Regions from separate parts of the Homo sapiens genome. Here region 1 is linked to region 2. Evidence: chromatin contacts called from ENCODE Hi-C or POLR2A ChIA-PET data. All regions are on one chromosome and are shown on one strand. The core of a region is the stretch at or near the end of the contact, and the rest is flanking DNA. Distances in the headings are between cores, read along the strand shown. Region 1 overlaps CGNL1 (cingulin like 1). Region 2 overlaps TCF12 (transcription factor 12).

Region 1 (2,700 bases), core at 99-2,598, 510 kb before region 2:
CCAGCTGTGGGAGAGAATAAAAATCCAAGACTTCCCAAAGGCTGAGCTGAGAGCAAAGAGGCTGCTTCTCTCGTGGCCCAGCCTCGCTCTCTGCAGGTCCCCCAGCTCACACTGTACGGCCCACAGACCTCCATCTGCTTGACCAGCCTGCTGCGGTCATCTTTGAGGTGACTCTTGGCTTCCAGCTCATACTCCAGGTCCTTCAGCGTCTGCTCCAGAAGCTGCCTTTTTGTGAGTGCTTCATCCTGAGCTCTCTGGTAGTCCCGTAACTCTTCCTCCATCAGACGCATCTAGGAGGAGAGACAGCTGGGATGGTTTTCTGGGGTGCATCAAGAGCATAGAGACCTCCACAGACAGTGCACAGGCTGACCCCACCAAAAGGAAGATCAGCTGGACTCCCACAATATGGGAGATCAGAAGACCTTGAGCAAGTCCTACCTCCCTCTGGGCCTTACTTTCCTTTTTGTAAAAAGAGGAGGTTTTCCAGCTACAGGCAGCAACCTATTAGGTTACAAATTCTATTTGGTAGATATTGACCAGCATTTTTTAATTAAATAGAACAGAAAAAAATAGCAGAGTATTAGCAAATATTGATTTGCAAATCTTTTGTGCTAGACATTCATATATTTGTGCAGATGCGTGTATTCCTGGGTTGCAAGATATAGTTTTTTTTTGTCTTTTTTTTTTGAGATGGAGTCTTGCTTTGTTGCCCAGGCTGGTGTGCAGTGGTGCGATCTTGGCTAACTGCAGCCTCCATCTCCTGAGTTCAAACAATTCTCCTGCCTCAGCCTCCCAAGTAGCTGGGATTACAGGTGCATGCCACCACACTGAGCTAATTTTTGTATTTTTAGTACAGATGGAGCTTCACCATGGTGGCCAGGCTGGTCTCGAACTTCTCAACTCAGGTGATGCCCGCCTCAGTCTCCCAAAGTATTGGGATTGCAGGCATGAGCCACCGTGCTCAGCTGAATGCAAAATGTCGTTTTTACTAGGTCATGTTAAAACCTCTCGAGAGCCCCTTAACTAAATACATGTTTCCCAGGGGGTAATTTATTGTCTACCTGTATCACTGTCACCTCAAAAGAGGTTTCAACTCAGTGAAAAAGAACACACAACTGAATTAATGACCGCAAAGCAACCTACTGGCAAAAAACCTAACAACATACACAGGCACATTAGGGAAAGCCACTGCTTTGTAGAAGAACATGATTAGCTAGCTTAATTTATAATGTTGTTGTTTTTTCCATCCACAAGGTGGCACTCAACTAACAGCTTTGAAGAAAGCGCAACAGACAAAACAGCTTGATTCACAAGGGCCAGTCAGTGTCTTGAACTTCTCTAGAAGCTCCCTGGGGAGACCAGCCAGCTCAGGGCACAGTAGGTCTTCCTTAAACATCTGTGTGGGCTGATCTGGTGAAGCCGCAGGCTGTCTGCTTTGTTCTAAGTGTCCTACCCTCTTGGAGTTGGTACTAGTATTGAGTAGAGCTAGTCTCATGAATAGAATAATACACCAGGGGGTCTGTTTCCTTCAGAGTATATGAAAGTGAATGGCCATCTCCGCTACAGAATGCCACCCTTCTGCAGTGTCTGGCACAGAAGAGTTGGAAAGCCCCAGTAGTTGAGGACAGCTTTGGAGAACCCGTGGAAAAGCTTGAGGAAATGTGTTCTTCTCTGGGAGGCTGACAGGAGCACTGGGCATTTCTAAGAGAACAGCCTAGCCTTGAAGATGACATCTCCAGATGAAGACCCACATCTGGTTTTAGTGGTTACCATGACAGAAAGTACATGAAAGCACAGAATGAAAATCACCCCATGGAAAACAGTGATGGGACATTTTCTGGATACAGAGGATGTGCTATATTCCAGAGCGTTAAAAAAACAAAAAACAAAAACGCTCTATGACTCAGTTTCCTCATTCACAAAATTGGGATAATTATAAAATCAGCCTTCTAAAGCTATTATGAGAATCAAATGAGATGATACCCAGAAAGAACATGAGTGTGAGGGTCAGAAAGAATGACAGGCAAATGTGCAGCCTGCGTTTCCTTCCTGTCCCCCTTCCCAATGCCCAGCGTGCCCTCCTCCACTGCTCAGCACAGCCCCACCTTCCACACCCAGCAGGTCCCTCCTAACACCCGGTAAGGGCCCCATCATACTCAGAGTCCTTGACGAGGGCCGGCAGAAGAGATTAACTAGCATGGTGTCTGTGAACAATGTATCCTGAATCATAAGCAAGCAAACAACTTTTGAACTTCCTAGTGCTACCTTTAAGTAGTTAAAATCACCCTTTGCTAAAAGAGATGTAGAAAATAAACTGAACAATGGTAATCACTAAGTCTCGATTCTCTAAAGATCATGCTTATCAGAGGTAGAATGGGTGAAAAATGCCTATTTCTCTCAAAGCAAAGGCAGCCACTATTACAGCACTTAGAACGGACTCCTGTAGCTTTTGGGGTTTTTTTTTAACCAAGATCTTCAACCAGCTCAATCAAAACACAAGCAGAGGGGCAGTGAACAGAGTTGAGCCTGAGTTTTTTAAGGATCCAGAGAGACCTTGGCTTGTTAATTCACTTTTGTTTTAAACAACTCCATCACTCTACCAACTTAGTCAAGGGTGGTATCTCACTGCAGTTTCCCTGCAGAATGATGAGGTGTCCATGTCTGTTGCTCACATGGAAACAGTGTCTCACAGGGCTGCAT
Region 2 (2,700 bases), core at 81-2,580:
ATTTACAAGAAATAAGCAGTGAGCCAGATTTGTCTCAAGGGCGATAACTTGTGACTCTCCTTAAGTCAGCTAGAGGGCATATACATTTAAATGGCATTGCTAGGCTGAAGGGTATATGCCTTTGAAATTTTTATTTACTTCTCAAATGGATCTTTTATTACATGGGGCTACGAGGCCCTCAAATGGACACTCTAGAGAGAGCACCCATAATCTCAGTGTCAACTGTGTCAAGGGCCTGAGATTTTGCCCTACTTGTAAACTAACAAGGTAGCCTGCCACCCTTTCAAGGATGAAGGTAGAAGACAGGAGACTCAGATCAGAGACAAATGACTTTATTAGTCACATCCCAGCAAGAATATATCAGCATATTTGCATCAGTTCCCTTATCCCCACTGTCATGACAGCAACACGGATGAGCCCAAATGGATGTCTGCATGCCCAGTGCGTTTACAGGAAAGGAAGCCTGAGTTTAGGAAGCCCAGATCTATAATGCACAGTAAGTATGGCTGACTTTTGCTCTGGAGAGATAAATTCTCTCTCCATATACACAGTAAACATACCTGCCCTTTGTTCCAGAGGGAGAAACTATGTCTACTTTCCATGGCTGTTTAGTATACAAGCATCCTTGAAAGGACAGTCCAAAACAAAGGCAGTCAGTGCTTCTGCTTGTAAAACATGGAAATGCAAGAGGCCCAAGGAAAATCACCTTCTAACAATATGTACCCTTTGCTTCTACATTGTCTTAGGCTCCCAGTCAATTTTTCTATAAGTATGCCATTCTATCAACCAAGCTGATTAATCTGACCAACAAAGGGAGGACCAAATGTATTTAATTTGCCTTATGAATTATGTAATTAAGGCTACTACAAACAGGAACTCTGAGCAGCAAGGTGAGGTCAATCTACAGTACTGACTTCCACTAGGTCCTCTAGGGTCTTGGACAAAATCAGCTAAACAAATCCCATAAACCATCAAAGTCTACCTTAGAAATTCAACTGGCTTCCTCCTCATGTTTCTGTGTTGACCTTTCCACTTAAACTAAAGCATTAATCCAGGTATAGGAAGATGCATTGGCAATTACACAGAATCTACCTTGTAATCTGTCTGGCCCATGAAGAAGTCCCAGGCAATTCTATCATACATAACAATTCTGGCTAGTGACTTGATGCTGACCTGAATACCTTTTAGAGATAAAATCCTAACACTAATCATTTCAGCTGAAGTCAGGGACTGATTTCATAATACCTATCCTAACCGGATGACTCCATCCTAGAGATAAACTACCTGCAGGGTACACGTAAATAATGAATGAGTCAGCCCCTCCAGGAAATTCCCCCAAGTAATCTAGGTTAGCCTGATTTTGGAGAAATCTCAGCAATCATATGAGAACTATATGATGTTTCCTTAAATACCTAAAGGTCTCTTAAAATCACTCTTACAATACAAGTCATTATGTTTCTGGTAAGGGGGCAAATTAATGTCTGGCTTCTATATAAGAACTAAGGGACCAAGAAGTCATGAGATCGCCCTGGAAAGAAGTGTTGTTTACAATGGTTGGAACTCCACAAGTAAGATATAAATCAGTCAGGGCACAAGCCCACAGTACTTCAAACAAGGTCTTCCATCAGAATAGTGTGGCTTAGCATTCTTATTTTAGTTCAAATAACTGAGTCTCTAAGTCCTTGTTTTTTTGGAGAAACTGTCTAAGAAACATGACATGGGGCTATGTAGCCCACAAATGGACACTCCAGAGACAGCACCCATAATCTCAGTGTCAACCATGAAGGGCCTGAGATTTTGCCCTACTTCTAAACTCAGCCAAACCTCAGCCAGCCAAACCTCTCCTGTTTGTCCACACAACAGCAAGGTGGCATTCAGCCACTTTATGGAATAACTGAGCAATGGCTACAAAAATGGGGGTGGGCAAGACATCTGAAGATATTGACAGCTATTTTGCATGGAAGGTTAGAGTGCTGGGGCCATCATTGGTTATGGGGAATGAAAACCAAAACATGGGCTGAGCCATCTGGAAACGGGTGGGAGACTTAGCACTATGTTAAATTTAAAGCATCTGAATTTTGGTTTTGGTTTTTCACTTAAGACAAGGTCTGGCTCTATCGCCCAGGCTGGAGTGCAGTGGCACAATCTTGGCTCACTGCAACCTCTGCCTCCAGGGCTCAGGTGATCCTCCCACCTCAGCCTCCTGAGTAGCCAGAATTACAAGTATGTACCACCATACCCGGCTAATTTTTTATTTTTTGTAGAGACAGGGTTTCGCCATGTTGGCCAGGCTAGTCTTGAACTCCTGAGCCCAAGCAATCTGCCTGCCTCACATCCCAAAGTGCTGGAATTACAGGTGTGAGCCACCACGCCTGGACTATTTAAGGCACTTGTAACTGTTGATAATAATCTCCTCCTCAGACTCAGACCCTTCATCTGGAAGAGTCACTGCAAAAGAAACGAGAACATTAATAATAATAATAATAATAACAATAATAATAATAATAATAATAATAATAATAAAGGTCCAGAGAACCATTATACCTCCCCACCCCCATATCTTGACCCATAAGGACCACTGTAGGGAAACTTAGTTATCTGTATATTCACCAAATGGTTATCATACTTCTGACCTGACTGTCAACCCTGCAGAAGAATCTGAGTTGTTGAGCCAGAAATAATTCTTAATCCCCTAAGACC

What was found. Hi-C counts contacts between places; a loop is a spot of excess contacts on that map. ChIA-PET counts read pairs that join two places held with the same protein, here RNA polymerase II (POLR2A). Pooled maps may share reads with other maps.
Region 1: a loop to region 2 is called in a map of B cell, with 25 times the contacts of the local background. The contact joins two enhancer-like sites. A Hi-C loop is called at or near these places in 2 of 168 maps with a recorded cell type or tissue (B cell and HCT116), 4 of 37 single-sample maps with no recorded cell type and 9 of 50 pooled maps. POLR2A ChIA-PET finds 5 or more read pairs at or near these places in 2 of 52 experiments (activated T-cell and activated naive CD4-positive, alpha-beta T cell).

The regions. Positions count from the first base shown.
Region 1 is chr15:57,526,244-57,528,943 of GRCh38, reverse strand. It overlaps CGNL1 (cingulin like 1), which reads right to left. Exons shown (of 19, transcript NM_032866.5): 13 at 129-290. Among named protein-coding and RNA genes, the nearest start is that of GCOM1, 64 kb to the left of the region's middle. RefSeq lists an enhancer at 1,071-1,654. Within about 2 kb of position 1,348, at least 5 of the 41 ENCODE cell types and tissues checked have a DNase peak (open chromatin) inside an H3K27ac peak, as active enhancers do.
Region 2 is chr15:57,014,686-57,017,385 of GRCh38, reverse strand. The region is part of intron 3 of TCF12 (transcription factor 12); the gene reads right to left. Among named protein-coding and RNA genes, the nearest start is that of TCF12, 97 kb to the right of the region's middle. Within about 2 kb of position 1,330, at least 2 of the 41 ENCODE cell types and tissues checked have a DNase peak (open chromatin) inside an H3K27ac peak, as active enhancers do.